2 separate regions of the Homo sapiens genome follow, and region 2 is linked to region 1. A link is an interaction called in ENCODE POLR2A ChIA-PET data of the cell type or tissue named here. Cell type or tissue: GM12878. All regions are shown on one strand. Each heading gives the region's core, and the rest is flanking DNA. Links, peaks and the distances in the headings are about the cores only. Region 1 has its middle 14 kb from the start of HOXB1. Region 2 overlaps SKAP1 (src kinase associated phosphoprotein 1).

Region 1 (3,369 bases), core at 137-2,636:
TCCTGGCCTCAAGTGATCCACCTGCCTCAGCCTCCCAAAGTGCTGGGATTATAGGCATGAGCCACTGTGCCCAGCCCCAAAACTCAATTTTCAATCCCCACACTTGAGTAGGGCAGGAGAGACGCTGGACTAGAAAGAGTCTGAGCAAAGCAGGAAGGCGTCCCTGGAGGATAGGTGGGCTGGGATGGGGCAAGGCCTGAATCCAGCATGGGGTCTCCATTCAGAACACTCAAATCCAGTAATCTGGATGTTGGAAATGGGAATTACAAAAAATGACTTTGAAAGACTCTGAGTGCTTGCAGGTTCCCACCCACAGTTCGCACGTTTTACACCCATTGAAAACCCATTGAAATCCACACCTGGACACATTGCTGCAGACTTGCTGGCCTCCCTTACACATTTGCAGACCTATCTGTAAGCAAGCATTGTTGCCAGGCATGGTGGCTGATGCTTGTAATCCCAGTACTTTGGGAGGCCGATGTGGGTGGATCACCTGAAGTCAGGAGTTCGAGACCAACCTGGCCAACATGGCGAAACCCTGTCTCTACTAAAAATACAAAAATTAGCTGGGTGTGGTGGTGCACACCTGTAATCCTAGCTACTTGGGAGGCTGAGGCAGGGAGAATTGCTTGAACCTGGGAGGCGGAGGTTGCCATGAGCTGAGATCACACCACTGCACCCCAGCCTGGGCAACAGAGCAAGACTCCATCTCAAAATCAAACAAACAAGCAAACAAATGAAAACACAAGCATTGTTCCTTGTGTTCTCAGTCAGAAAACAAACTGACCTTGTACACAGTTTTGCAGACCTGGTTTCTGCATAACCAGAGAAAGCTGGCGAGGGAGACAAGTATTGTTAATTATGAGAAAACAGTCTCTTTCTCTTCCACCCTCTGGAGTTTCTATTTGAGCCTCAACCTCAACCTCGACCTCCTGGGCTCAAGCTAATCCTCCTGCCTCAGCCTCCCAAGTTGCTGGGACTACAGGCATGCACCACCACACCCGAGTAATTTTTTTCTACTTTTTGTGGATATGGGCTCTCACTATGTTGCTTAGGCTGGTCTTGAACTCCTGGGCTCAAGTGATCCTCCTGCCTTGGCCTCCCAAAGCATTGGGATTACAGGCATGAGCCACATCTGACCTCTTTATTTTTTTCAAAATCAAAGGAATATGGGAGACTGGAAAAAAATTCAATGCAGATTTTGCTTTATTCTTTTTCTTCCTCTAGTCCTCTTGTACACAAATCTCCAGACAAAAACAATGCCTTAGGTTTCCATTTAATTTAATAGATACCATAAACCTCTTTTTCAGTATTACCTCTGCATTGGGCAGGCGCTGAGTTGCTCTCAAAGTCGGATTCCTCCCTTAGTAAACAAGAAAATACCCACTTCCCTCTTTTTATCCTTCCCAGAACCTTTAAGTTTAATTCTCAGTTTTGTTTTTGGTGACGAGTGTAAATGTTTGCCCAGTCCCTGAGAAATAACTCAGATTCTTCTCTTGGGTCATGTGGAAACCTAGAGGAGCCCTCTTCCATCCTCTCCTTTCAATTGAGGCAGGCTTTAAATCTCAGCTGGAGGCTGGTTGCAGTGGCTCACACCTGTAAACCCAACACTTTTGGAAGCCAAGGTGGGAGGACCCCTTGAACCCAGGAGCTCAAGACCAGCCTGAGCAACATAGGGAGACTGTCTCTATAAAAAAATGAACAAAATTAGCCAGGCATGGTAGTGCATACCTGTAGCTACTCAGGAGGCTGATGTGGAAGATCGCTTGAGCCCAGGAGGCAGTCTGCAGTGAGCCAAGATAGCGCCACTGCACTCCAGCCTGGGCAACAGAGTGAGACCCTGTCTCAAAAAACAAGAAGACTGAGATGGTGGGTTTTTGGTTTTTTGTTTGTTTTCTTTTTTTTTTTTTTTTTTGAGACGGAGTCTCGCTCTGTCACTCAGGCTGGAGTGCAGTGGTACAATCTCAGCTCACTGCAACCTCCACCTCCTGGATTCAAGCAATTCTCCCTGCCTCAGCCTCCCAAGTAGCTGAGATTACAGGCACCCGCCACCATGCCTGGCTAATTTTTGTATTTCTTAGTAGAGACGGGGTTTCTTCATGTTGGCCAGGCTGGTCTCGAACTCCTGACCTCAAGTGATCTGCCTTCCTCAGCCTCCCAAAGTGCTGGGATTATAAGCATGAGCCACTGTGCCTGGCAGAGATCACTATTTATAAGGAAGACTCCCATAATGTTAGGCTGCTGTAAATGATAGAATGGTTCTTTATATGGAATGGGAGTTTGCCTTCTTGGCACTTACACCCATTGATTCTACTTCTTTGTTGCCCTCTGGAGCCAACACAATAACTCTTAACTCCTTTTCCCTACGCTACCTCTCCAAATATTTGAAGACAGCTGTCCTGTGTGCCCATAGGTCTTTCCCTCTGTTGAGCAATATACATTCTCAATTTCTTCATTTGTTCCTCCTGAGACCTGATTTCCAGATCTTTCCTCACTCTGTTCTTCCTTCCTTAGTTAATATATTCTATAAAATGAGGTATCCAGAACTGAATAGAAAATATTGTATAATCAGATAAATTCTAATACAGTGAGAATACTATATCCCTTGAGCTAGCACTGTGTTTCTATTGACATAAGCAGGATAGCCGGGGCAGGGAAGGACTATGGGGCAGGCTGGGAGTGAGAAATGAGAGGAATTCTCTTTCTCTTGCAAATTGTGTCCATCTACTTGAGCTCTGGGGCTGCATCAGTCACTGATACCTTAATCCATACAAATCTCCAAGCTCAGAAAGGGAGCTGCCACATCAGCAGCCATTTGTGGCAAGCAAACATTTGCCGAGTAGAATCTGTAATTTATGAGAAGGGAAAGGAGCATTAGTGCAGAGAAACAATGTGGACAGGTGAGAAGGAGAGGCCCTGTTATCTCAAGGGAAGGAAGTGCAGATGACCTAGGCTAGGGAAGCTAACTATTTCCACTCCTCTTTTCCATTGCTGTTCAGGTAATTCCTTCATTCCTCCCTCCCTCCCTTCCTCCCTCCTTCTCTCTCTTCCTCCCTCCCTCCTTTCCTCCCTCCTTCTCTCTCTTCCTCCCTCCCTCCTTTCCTCCCTCCTTCTCTCTCTTCCTCCCTCCCTTCCTTCTTTCCTTCCTTCCTTCCTCCCTCCCTTTTCCTTCCTTCCTTCCTTCCTTTTTCCTTCCTTCTTCCTCTCTTTCTTTCTTTCCTCTCTCTCTCTTTTCTTTTCTTTTCTTTTTTAGAAACAGGGTCTAGCTCTGTTGCCCGTGCTGGGGTATAGTGATGCCATCATAGCTCACTGCAGCCTCAAACTCCTGGGCTCAAGAGATCTCAAGGGATCCTCACAAGTTAGCCTCCC
Region 2 (13,496 bases), core at 10,997-13,496, 130 kb after region 1:
CCAGGCTTGTCTTGAACTCCTGGGCTCAAGCAGTTCTCCTACCTTGGCTTCCCAAAATGCTGAGATTACAGGTATTTATTTATTTTTTTAAACAGCTTCATTGAGATATAATTCACATACTATACAACTCACACATTTAAAGCATACAACTCAATGGCTTCTAGTATATTCACAGAATTGTGTAACTATCACCACAGTAAATTTTAGAACATTTTCATTACACCGAAAGAAAACCTGAACCTCTTAGCCTTCACTCTCCAATCCCTCTTCCTGACTTTCTTTATCTACTTTCTGTCTCTTTAGATCTGCCTATTCTATACATTTCATGTAAATGGAATCATACGATATGTGGTCCTTTGTGACTGGCTCCTTTCACTTAGCATAATGATTTTAAAGATTCATCCATGTTGTAGCACATATCAGCATTTCATTTCCTTTTATTGCTGAATAATATTCCATTGTATGCTACATTTTATCTATCCATTCATCAGTTAATGGATATTTGGGTTGTTTCCACTTTTTAGCTATTAAGAATAATGCTGCTATGCCAGGCATGGTGGCTCACGCCTGTAATCCCAGCAATTTGGGAAGCCAAGGCAGGCAGTTTGCTTGAGTCTAGGAGTTCAAGACCAGCCTGGGCGAAGTGATGAAACCCCATCTCTACTAAAAATACAAAAATTAACCCAGCATGGTGGCATGCACCTGTAATCCCAGCTACTTGGGGGGCTGAGGCACGAGAATCACTTGAATCCGGGAGGCAGAGGTTGCAGTGAGCTGAGATCGCACCACTGCCCTCCAGCCTGGGCAATAGAGCGAGACTCTGTCTCAAAAAAAAAAAAAATGCTGCTATGAATATTTGTGTAAAGTTTTTGTGTCAGCACCTGTTTTCATTTCTTTTGGGTATTTCCTAGTAATATAATTTCTGGATCCTATGATAATTCTCTGTTTAGCCTTTTGAGGAACTGCTAGATTATTTTTCTAAGTGGCTGCACTGTTTTACATTCCTACCAGCAATGTATAAGGTTTCCAATTTTTCTACATTTTCAACAACATTCATTGTTGTTCTTTTCGCCTGTAACCATTCTAGTGGGTGTGAAGTGGTATTTCATGATTTTGATTTGCATTTCCCTGATGGCTAGTGATATTGAACATCTTTTAATGTGCTTATTGGTCATTTGTGTATCTTCTTTAGAGATATGTCTATTCAGTTCCTTTTCTCATTTTTCAGTTGGGCTATTTGTCTTATTATTACTGAAATATAAGAGTTTTAATATATTCTACATACAAGTCTTTCATCAGCTATATGATTTGCAAAAGCTTTTCTCTCATTCTGTGGGTTATCCTTTTGCTTTCTTGTTGGCCTTCTTTGAAGCACAATAGCTTTTAAATTTGATGATGCCTTGTTTGTCTATTTTTGTATTTGGTTGCTTTTTTTTTCTTGGTGTCATATCTAAGAAACCATTACCTAATCCAAGGACCCAAAGATTTACACCTGTCTTTTTCTAAGAGTTTCATAGTTTTAGCTCTTATATTTAGGTCTTTGATCCATTTTTAGTTAATTTTTTTATATGGTGTGAGGTAGGAATCCAACTTCATTCTTTTGCATGTGTATACTCAGTTGTCTCAGCACCATTTGTTGAAAAAACAACTTTTTCAACATTTAATTGTCTTGACCCTCTTGCAAAAATTGACCATAAGTGTGAGGGTTTATTTCTGGATTCCCAATTCTATTCCTTTGAACTTTATCTCTGTCCTTATGCCAGTACCATATTTTCCTAATTGCTGTAGTTTTGTGGTAAGTTTTGAAGTCAGAAAGTGTGAGTCCTCCAAATTTGTCTTTCTTTTTCTTTCCTTTTTTTTTTCTTTTTTGAGACAGAGTCTTGCTCTGTTGCCTAGGTTGGAGTGCAGTGGCATGATCTCGGCTCACTGCAACCTCGGCCTCCCAGGTTCAAACAATTATTCTGCCTCAGCCTCCCAAGTGGCTGGGATTACAGGCACTAGCCACCACACTCAGCTAATTTTTGTATTTTTAGTAGAGACAGGGTTTCTCCGTGTTGACCAGTCTGGTCTTGAACTCCTGACCTCAGGTGATCCACCCGTCTCAGCCTCCCAAAGTGCTGGGATTACGAGTGTGAGCCAACACGCCCGGCCATTGTCTCTCTTTTTCAAAATTGTTTTGGCTATCTGGATTCCTTACATTTCCAAGTTAATTTTAGGATTAGCTTTTCAATTTCTACAAAAAAAGCCAGCTGGGATTTTGATAGGGGTTACATAAAAGCTTTAGATCAGTTTGGGGAGTATTGCCATTTTAACGATATTAAGTCTTCTGATCATGAACATAGAATATGTTCTATTTATTCGTAAGTGCTTAATTCTTAATTCTTTTACCTGCTTTATTTCTTTTCTTTTTTTTTAATTTTTATTTTTGAGATAAGGTCTTGCTCTGTCACCCAGCCTGGAGTGCAGTGATGTGATCTCAGCTCACTGCAGCCTCAACCTCCCTGGGCTCAAATGAGGCCACCTTAGCCTCCTGAGCAGCTGGGACCACAGATGTGCACCACCATGCCTGGCTAATTTTTGTATTTTTTGTAGAGGCGGGGTTTCATCATGTTGACCAACTCCTGGGCTCAAATGATCTGCCCGCCTTGGCCTCCCGAAGTGCTGAGAATAATCCCAAGCATGGACCACCATGCCCATCCTACATGCTATCTTAAATGGAATTTTATTAATGTCCTTTTTGTTTGTTCATTGCCACTATATAGAAATACAGTTGATTGGCTGGGCGTGGTGGCTCACACCTGTAATCCCAGCACTTTGGGAGGCCCAGGCGGGTGGATCACCTGAGGTCAGGAGTTTGAGACCAGCCTAGCTAACGAGGAGAAACCCTGTCTCTACTAAAAATACAAAAATTAGCCAGGTGTGGTGGTGCGTGCCTGTAGTCCCAGCTACTCAGGAGGCTGAGGCAAGAGAATTGCTTGAACCCAGGAGCCAGAGGTTGCAGTGAGCTGAGATCGCGCCACTACACTCCAGCCTGGGAGGCAGAGTGAGACTCCGTCTCAAAAAAAAAAAAAAAGAAAAGAAAAAAGAAATACAGTTGATTTTTTTACATTGATCTTATATCCTGCAAAGTTGCTGAACTCTTTTATTAGTTTTAATAGTTTTTTAATAGATTCCTTAGGGTGTTCCATATACAGGATGTCATCTGCAAATAGAAATAGTTTTACTTCTTCCTTTCCAGTTTGAATGCTTTTTATTTCATTTTCTTGCTTAGTTGTCCTGGCTGGCATCACCTGTACAATGTTCAGTATAAGTGGTGAGAACAGACATCCTTATCTTATTCCTGATCTAAGGAACGTGGGGAAAGTGTTCAGTCTTTGACCATTTATTTTCTTTTTAATTTTTTTTTTTTTTTGAGACAAGAGTCTTGCTCTGCCACCCAGGCTGGAGTGGCACAGTCATGGCTCACTGCAGCCTCAACCTTCCAGGCTCAAGTGATCCTCCCACTTGAACCTCTTGAGTAGCTAGGACTACAGGCATGCACCACAATGCCCAGCCAATTTTTTAAAAATTATCTTTTGTAGAGATGGAATCTCTCTATATCATCTAGGCTAGTCTCAAAACTTCTGCCCTTAAGTGATCCTCTTGCCTCGGCCTCCCAAAAGGTTGGGATTACAGGCACGAGCCACCATGACTGGCCAGTCTTTAATCATTAAGTACAATGTTAGCTGTGGGTTTGTGTTGATGCTTTTTATTAGTTTGAGGAAGCTTCCTTCTATTCCTAGTTTGTTGAGAATTTTTATCACGAAAGGCTGTTGACTTTTGTTAAATGCTTCTTCTGTGTCTAGTGAGATGATCATGTGGTTTTTTTCCTTTATTCTATTGTTATGATATATTACATAAATTGAATCTTAGATGTCATTTATTTTTGCCTTTTAATTCAGCTTCCCATTTCCTCATTCGTTAGCATTCAAAGGACCCTAGTGGAACCCATTAAATCACATATGCAATAGATACAATGCAGAGCTTGGATGTTGATGGTGGTCCTTTGTGAAATATTCAATTTCCAGGACTTTGTATCTCATCAAAAGTCCTAGCGATGGCTATTTAGGATTTTTTGTTTGGTGGTTTTTTTTGTTTGTTTGTTTGTTTCTTTTTGAGACGGAGTCTTGCTCTGTCTCCAGGCTGTAGTGCAGTGATGCAATCTCAGCTCACTGCAACCTCCAACTCCCTGGTTCAAGTGATTCTCCTGCCTCAGCCTCCCAAGTAGCTGGGTCTACAGGGGTGTGCCAGCATGCCCAGCTAATTTTTGTATTTTTAGAGAGACGGGGGGTTTCACCATGTTGGCCAGGATGGTCTCAATCTCCTGACCTCATGATCCGCCCGCCTTGGCCTCCCAAAGTGCTGGGATTACAGGCGTGAGCCACCCGCCTTGGCCTCCCAAAGTGCTGAGATTACAGGCGTGAGCCACCACGCCCGGCCTGGCGTTGTTAAATGACGTGAATATAAAACAAATTTTTAGGTGTGCTTATCCAACTATATAAATTCATAGCAATATTTTGATAGTATGTATCAGGGGTCCCCAACCTTTTTGGCACTGGGGACTGGTTTCATGGAAGACAATTTTTCCATGGACCGGGGGTGGGGGGATGGTTTGGCGATGATTAAAGAGCATTAGATTTATTATGCACTTTATTTCTATTATGATTACATTGTAATATATAATGAAAAAATTATACAACTCACCATAATGTAGAATCAGTGGGAGGCTTGAGCTTGTTTTTCTGCAACTAGATGGTCCCATCTGGGAGTGACAGGAGTCAGTGACAGATCGTCAGGCATTAATTCTCATAAGGAGCACACAACCTAGATCCCTCACATACACAGTTCACAATAGGGTTTGTGCTCCTATAAGGATCTAATGCTGCCACTGATCTGACAGGAGCTGGAGCTCAGGTGGTAATGCAAGTGATGGGGACCAGCTGTAAATACAGATGAAGCTTCACTTGCTCATCTGCTGCTCACCTCCTGCCATGTGGCCCTTTCTTTAAAATTTCATAATTATCAGATCACTGAGGAAATAAAGGTTCCTGTGTGTGGCCCAGGGGTTGGGGACTCCTGATATATATGATACAGTTTCATATTACACGCACAATTTTTGGAGGTGGAAAATTTTAACTATATTATTTATACGCTTTTGGGGGATGACAAACCTTTTGTGCAGAATAAAATGTGTAGCCAGTGTTTCTGGCAGTTGTAATCATTATCAATGTATTTTGTCTTTGAAAATTTGTAGAACCACCCCCCCTCTGCAATTTCTTCCTTCAACATAACATGATTTGTTTCATATTATGTATTTCTATCATGTCCCTATTTTATAATATATGTTCACATTAATTGCAGTTCCCTTCTCTTGGAGACATTTGTCTTTCTCATGTGGGTTCCTTCACTTGGTTGTATTGTCATTTTCATTGATGATGCATCTGCTAATTAATATTTCTTTGAATGCCTGCCCTTTTGTTCTTGATTTTTGCAGTTCAGCTCTATTTTTTATTTCGGCTCTATTTATTGGTATTTCTTTCTAGCTTCTATTGGCCTGTGACCTTCTGTGACTTATTTATAATATTACATGTTTATGAAATTGACAGTCCAGGCCGGGCGCGGTGGCTCACGCCTGTAATCCCAGCAGTTGGGGAGGCCGAGGCAGGCTGATTGTCTGAGCTCAGGAGTTCGAAACCAGCCTGGGCAACATGATGAAAACCCATCTCTACTAAAATACGAAAAATTAGCCGGGCTTGGCGGCATGCGCCTGTAGTCCCAGCTACTCAGGAGGCTGAAGCAGGAGAATCACTTGAACTTGGGAGGTGAAGGTTGCAGTGAGCCAAGATGACGCCACTGCACTCCAACCTGGGCAACAGAGTGAGACTCCATCCCCCCCCTAAAAGAAAGAAAGAAATTTACAGTCCATTCTCTGCCATCAGTAATAATTAATATGTAAATGTTTACTTAAAATGATTTAGAAAATAGTTATTTCTTATGGCTAATATATGTCATAGTTTTCTAAATTCATAGCAAGGTCTTGGATTATTAGAACATGTTACCTACAGGTATATATAAAATTTTAGTTATTATTTATTCTGGTAACATATACAAAATATAAATTTTACCATCTTAACTATTATAAAGTATACAGTTCTGTGGCATTAAGCACATTCACATTGTGCCACAACTATAAAGTTTTTTTTTTTTTATTATACTTTAAGTTTTAGGGTACATGTGCACATTGTGCAGGTTAGTTACATATGTATACATGTGCCATTTCTTAATCCTTCTGATTTTCCTTTCTCCCTTAGTACATCTTTTCTGTTTTATCAACTTTCCTTTTCTTTTAGATGCTGAAGAGTTTCTGGCAGAAGGTTTGCGGAATGAGAACCTCAGCGCTGTTGCAAGGGATCACAGAGACCATATTCTACGGGGCTTTCAGCAAATCAAAGCCAGGTTTGTATAAACTGGTTCCATTAATCTTCTTCATAAGCTTTAAAACAATTTATAATCAGTAAAATAAAGTCACAAGGTAAGACATACCTATCATAGTTCTTTATACTTGGCAGAAACTTAATAAATATTTACTGAATTGAACTGGAGGCAGGCAAGCATAGTTAGTGTAGTTTACCAAAATAAAAATGTTTTGATAATTATGTATGTATCTTGAGGTAATTATTCTGCTTTTAGCTTTGGATTTTTATGTTAGCCTTTATTGACCACTTTTGCATTTAACTAAAAAAATGGTGAAAGCTAAACATTTATGCTTGTCCAAATTATTAACGAGAAAGTGTTAGGCAGTATGAGATAATGTTCATTATGATTTTTGGTACTGATTTTACTTCCACATCTCCTTACCTCATAGAAAACTTAAATGAGACTTATCAAGTTGATTCTTTGACTACATTGGGATGTTTTATTCCTGGACTGGGTTGAAATATTATGTCATTTTTTAAAAATAAGAGGCCCTGATGTAATTTGTGCATTTTAGAATGTGAGCATCTGAGAGATGCAAACACTTGCTTGGGGAAAAAATAAAAATTTTCCTTTATAATATATTTTCTGACCACCTATTGCTTGAAATGGGTAACTGAATGAGAACAAGGGATAAGTGAGTGTTCCTTTAGCCTTTTCAAACCTGGTGGCAATGTGATTCAGAATGTTTAAACTGAATATTCTTAGAAAAGGAAGAGCATCTGCAGGGTTATGGTTGGGATTTAATTTGCGTGGCTGACAGTTCTTAGTATCTGCTCTAAAAACCTCATTGAAACTCCATAGAAGCAGAGAATTTTATCCTTCGGAAGGGCACAGCCAGAATCTATTCCATTCAGGAATGTGAGAGAACCTCATGAGATGCCCTGCTGGATCTTAATCGATCTTTCCTGCTGGCTAATTAAGCATCACTTTTACTCAGCAACTGGGGACTGTGTAATTATCAGCCTGGGTTGCCCTGAATAATTGAAACAAACAGAATGCAAAAGATGGGAGTTTTTTGAAAAAGTGGGAATATCTATAATTTTTGGTAGGTTGAAAGAGTGTTTAAAACAAAGTTCTCCATAATGTTATTTTATTAATAGATAAGTTTAGGCTTAGTTACATACCTGGAGACTTAGTAACCTATAGTTTTTTTTAATTTCACAAGTTTGCCTTTGTATTTTATGATTACTCTAAGGGTGGCTTGCGGAATAAAGGTGGAATTATTTTAAATTGGGAGAGGAATGCCCTAAATATAATGGTGTATTTGGTGATTCTGTTGGTATAAATCTCTGATAAGGAATGCAAAAATACTTTTACTGCAGCTGTGGGTACAAATACACAATGAGGAGGAATTCTTTCCTGTATTTGTACCACAGCATTGAGAAAGGACTAAATTTCAATCTTAAGTTGGTAATAAAAGGCAAATTACGGTAACTCATTACTGTCAGCTGCATATTATTATACTTCTTAATCCTCTTTTAAAATACATACACACATGCACACACATGCATGAACACACACGCAAGCTGAATTTGTCATGGGATAGAGTCAGTTTCTTGTTCTCAAATTCTTGTTCTCAAAGAACTTTGTGTGTGGTTTGTGGGGTAGACATTCAGGAAATCATCAGCGGGAACTTTAGGAAATATCTGCATTGTTGATGGGAGCTTTCTGTTCATTGACTTGTTGCAAGAAAGATGACACTTTATTTAGAATTTCATAATTATCAGATCACTGAGGAAATGAGGAGCCAGAAATTAGATACTGTACAAGAAAATAGAAAAACGAGGCTTTCCTTTGGCAAGCTGTTTGAAATTGCCTTACATCCACCCATTCAATCATCATTCTGTTAATGTAACCCTTGTTTTCCTGAATCCTCTTCTTCAGCCATATCACCTCTATTGTGCCATTTATAGCTGCCACATTTACTTATGTTGTGTGGCAGTTATATGTCCCCCAAAAAGCTTGGCATAAAAAGAAATTTAGAAGTCATCAAACTTGAGAGTTAAACATGTATGGCAGGCTAAACGCAGTGGCTTACTCCTATAATCCCAGCACTTTGGGAGGCTGAGGCCAGAAGATCGCTTGAGGCCAGGAGTTTGAGACCAGCCTGGGCAACATAACAAAACTCTCTCTCTACAAAAAATAAAAAGTTAGCCAGGTGTGGTGGTATATGCCTGTGGTCCCAGCCATTTGGGAGGCTGAGGTAGGAGGATCACTTGAGCCTAGCAGGTTGAGGCTGCAGTGGGCCATGATCATTACATTGCACTTCAGCCTGGGCGACCAAGTGAGACTCTGTCTCAAAAAAAAAAGAGTAAAAAATAAACATACGGCAAATACATGAACCATACAGTAACACAAAAATAATTAAAATTAATGAAGATCATTTAAAAGGGTTTCTTTTTAGTCATTTTTTTGTTTGTTTGTTTTTCGCTTTTTTAGACAGAGTCTCACTCTGTGGCCCAGGCTGGAGTGCAGTGGCACAATCACAGCTTGCTGCAGCCTCGACCTCCTGGGCTCAAGCGATCCCCCGACCTCAGCCTCCTGAGTAGCTGCACATCACCATGCCTGGCTAATTTTTTACTTTTTGTAGAGACAGGGTGTCACTGTGTTGCCCAGGCTGGTCTGGAACTCTTGCACTCAAGCAGTTCTCCTGTCTTGGCTTCCCAAAATGCTGAGATTACAGGCCTGAGTCTCTGTGCCTGGCCTATTTTTAGTCAGATTAAAACAATAATATTTTAGGAGTTTGATAAATTTGGGGGGGGTGGTAACCTATCTAAAACTATAATTTAGCACTTCAAGTCTTATTTGGAAGGTAGATAAATCTCTAGCAAGATAATCTGGAAAAGCCACTACTAGATAAATGTAAATTATATATTTACACACACATATATATATATTTTACAACTTCCTAGTCTCTTTGTTGTTTCCTTGCTTCCTTTAATTCTTTCCTCAACGTGTATTGCTCTAGAAACAAAAGGGTGGAGAGAAATAAAAGTAGCACTGTCTGTGATTCTTGGTAAACTTTAGGGGCTTAGCTCTTATTTTTATGGCTGGCTTGGCATTCACTGGTATTTGCCATGGTTGTGGACTTGCTGTAAATGGAAGCATCTGACTCTATCACAGCTATTATAATGTGCTTTTTGCTATTTTTTGTTGTCTAGAGTGAATGACCACAGGAAAAGACAATTGTGTCAAGAATCCTGGGTGTTCTCCAAGTGCTCATGTTTTTCAGTACAAATCACTTTAGCTATTCTGTTTTTAGACTTAGAAACAAAAAATAGCTATCTTTTTTTAGACTTAGAAACAAAAAATAAAATCCTATCTATATTTACATACTCTTTTCTTTTTGTTTGAAAGTGTTACCAATGAAGGCTAATATTTTCCATGTAACACAAAATAAAAACGGATAGCAATTTCTGTGATTCCAAGGAAATGAAGCCCTATTGTGGTATTTGTTGTCCTAAGCTGTGATTTTCATTGCTTTTCTTAAAAACTAAACAGCTTTCACATTCCAAGTCTAAGTTTTCATTGAGCCCTTTGGAGAGTGGCTAGTATGAAAGCCAGGCAAAGGCACTTCCTGCTTTATTACGATGGTCACTGCAGGATTAGCACCAGATGTGAGACACCTGGAATGAAGCAGTTGTGATCTGTGCTCAGACACTTGATGGCATTCTAACGCATTGGGAGAAACAGTAGAGCATTTTTTAAATGTTTGATTCAGTGGAGGCCATCTGACTGCAAGAATACGTTGAGAGTGGGGGAGGGGTAAAGAAAAAAAAAATATATATATATATATTTTTTTTGAGACCGAGTCTCTGTTGCCCAGGCTAGAGTGCAGTGGTGCGATCTTGGTTCATTGCAACCTCCACCTCCCAGGTTCTGGCGATTCTTGTGCCTCAGCCTCCCAAGTAGCTGGGATTACAGGCATGAGCCACCACACCTGGCTAAAGGTTTTTGTATTTTTGGTAGAGATGGGGTTTTACCATGTTGGCCAGGCTGGTCTCTCCTGACCTCAGGTGATCCACTCACCTTGGCCTCCCAAAGTGCTAGGATTACAGGAGTGAGCTACCACGCCCAGCCAAAAATAGAATATTTTTATTATTGAGATATGGCTTAATTTCTCTCTCAATGGCCCTTCTTGGATAAGTAGTCATTTATGCTCCCTGTTGGAAGTGAAGGACAGAGCCAATGGAAGCAAACTTGGAGTATTGTTTCCTTCTGTGAAACTTAGTAATGCTGAAGGAGTTCCAAAAAGAGACCAGTAGATTTATATCATATTGAGATGGAAAGAAATAAAGAAATACATTTTGTGTAACAGGGTTATGGCACAAAACTCAGGACATTTAAACTACAGGCTGAAAGAATATCTTGAACGTGTCTCATTTGTGGGTGGCTAACCTATAGCTCTGTGTGAAACATGATATACTAGTAAAATCTCATAAAAATAATTCTGACTTTCTTTGGGAATTTCATGTTTTCTTTTCAGCTTAACGTGGATTTAGCTTTAAAACAAGATTTAGCTTAAGAATGTATAATTCTGATATTTTTGTATTATAGGAAGAAAGACAAGGAGTTAGCCTGATAAAACTCTTGGGAGCAAGAGTTTTGAAGTAGTATACTGTAAATATAATTACCATTAATTATATAGAGAGTTTTACTTTTCTTAAATGTTAATTATTGAGCTTAAAAATCCCCAAAACAAAACACATTCAAATGAAGTATGCTTATCAAAAGAACTAATGTATAATGTGCTATTAATACATTTATGTTATTCACAAGTTTCAAGATTTACTCATAACATCTTTTTCTGTTTTTTAATTTTGCTACTTGTACTGGAGCTTCAGTGCCAATGCAGAAAAAAAAAAAAAAAAAAAGGAAGAGGTAGTTGAATGATCCGTCTAAGTTTAAATAGCTCTGAAAAGGCTCAAAAGTCATAGCAATAATTTGACCACATCTGGAAGGTTAATAACTCATTTCTTCCTTTTTCAGTCTTATCCCTCCCTCCCATCCTTAAAGGAAGAAAAAACAAACCCACAACAACTTCAACATTATTACTCAACTCATCAGTTATATCAGTCAAATTTTTGCTTAGTTCTCTGTTATTCAGTGGATGAATGTTGAGATTTCACAACTGAGTTAAAGAGTTTTGTGAATCTACTTCTCTAGGAATGAGAGGTTGTATTTATTGCTGTTTTAATCTGGAATGCCCTACAGGTGAGAAAGATAGAATATTACTTACTGTTGATCTCTTGGCTTAACTTTTAAGACCTGGTAAGGAAGATCATCTTATGTGTTTTTTATGGCAAGTCTCTGTCCTTTCAAAATAGCTTTGAAATGTATAACTCTCCTTATAATTTTATCATAATGATTATTTTGTTTATTCTTTCATATGTGAGGCTATCTGGAAGTAGAACAATTTTTCTTAAATAACATTTTTTAATGTAATAATGACCATAGTCCTTGGTGGTTCAGAATAAACCATACCTTTTATATTTTCATTTTATATCTTTAAGATTTTAGATTGAAGTTCAGAAAAATGTTTTTGATGTTGTTGTTGTTGTTGTTAGTTAGTTAGTTTTTTGTTTTTTTGAGACAGAGTCTCATTCTGTCACCCAGACTGGAGTGCAGTGGCATGATCTTGGCTCACTGCAACCTCCGCAAATTCAAGCAATTCTTGTGCCTCAGCCACCCGAGTAGCTGGGACTACAGGCGTGCACCACCATACCTGGCTAATTTTTGTATTTTTAGTGAAGACGGGGTTTCACCATGTTGGCCAGGCTGATCTTGAACTCCTGGCCTCAAGCAGTCCACCCACCTTGGCCTCCCAAAGTGCTGGGATTACAGGCGTGAGCCACCGCACCTAGGACAATGTATTTTTAAGAGAGTTTTTAGATCACTTGCAAAACTAGATCATGTATAATTCTTCCCAGTACTGAGCTCCTCAATCAAGAGTGAAAAGGAGTTTGGGATTGTGAGCTAGAACACAGGCAGGTAACTGAACTTGCACCCTTACAGTCTGACTAACCCATTAGAATAATAAGCTGAGCCGTACTCTTTAACTGTATAGTTAGGTCACTGAAATTTGCTTTACTCCTGATAGAATTTTAGCCATCGTTATCACTTGGGCACATTCCTATTAGCTACTCAATATGGATTTGTCTTGGTTTCAGAAAATCCTGTGTCCTTTTTTTTTAATACGTGAAGCCTCACTGTCTGTAGATGGACTTAATTCATACATTGTGTGAAAAGATCATCTGTATGAAATTACTGCCTTCATTTTTATCACCATTTGCTTTGGCTTTGATTTTAAGTCTCATTTGATCTGGAGCTAGCCTTTTGTCCCAGAGCTATGCTATTTTCTCTGTTTAAGGAAAGCCAATGAAAAAGGCCTCTCTGTATTTATCTGTTTGTGGATTCCAGGAACCTGTGGCTTGGGACCTTACTGATGATGGTTTTCTCTAATTTGCATGTTTTCTCTTGTTTCTGATATGGACCCAGCCTGTATCCACTTTCTGTGTTACAGGGAAACTGGAACAGAGGGGAGGGAAATGCAAGAGCACTGGGCCAAGTGTCAGGAGCCAAGCCCTTTGTTCTGATGTTACTTCTGTAACACTGAGTCACTTGAAGATTCCCCTAATGATAATCTTATGTTTTCTTTTTAGGTTGCTTACCCAAAATGTTGTTTGGAATTATTTTTTTAAATAAATGTTCCAAAAATGCACACATTACCAACCAAACCTTAAAACTTCTATTTGATTTCTTTTATGGTACCCCCATGACTTTTTAAAAAATTTGGAATGTGATGCAGGAAATTTCATTTCTTGGGATTTTATTTTATTTCATGATTCTGTTGAAAATGAGTTGAGCATAAAGTGGGTTTTTATAATCACACCATGTGAATCATTTCTTCTTTGGATTCTGGATCTTCTCTCCTAGTGTGTAGCCTCCTCTAGTCTCCCTGAAGTACAGTGCTAGCAGGG

What was found. Peaks named below come from ENCODE experiments on the same cell type or tissue, not always from the same donor. Only the 100,000 strongest peaks of a DNase experiment are listed, where the experiment ranks them.
Region 2: POLR2A ChIA-PET joins it to region 1 with 10 read pairs; 5 of 35 experiments call an interaction of 5 or more read pairs at or near these places.

What each region holds. Positions count from the first base shown.
Region 1 is chr17:48,515,741-48,519,109 of GRCh38, reverse strand. No RefSeq gene overlaps it. Among named protein-coding and RNA genes, the nearest start is that of HOXB1, 14 kb to the left of the region's middle. RefSeq lists an enhancer at 2,072-2,582. In GM12878, for the core only: no CTCF peak of the experiment used is centred there; a DNase peak (open chromatin) is centred at 1,413; H3K27ac peaks cover 550 bases.
Region 2 is chr17:48,389,679-48,403,174 of GRCh38, reverse strand. It overlaps SKAP1 (src kinase associated phosphoprotein 1), which reads left to right. Exons shown (of 13, transcript NM_003726.4): 2 at 6,390-6,495. Among named protein-coding and RNA genes, the nearest start is that of SKAP1, 34 kb to the left of the region's middle. In GM12878, for the core only: no CTCF peak of the experiment used is centred there; no DNase peak of the experiment used is centred there.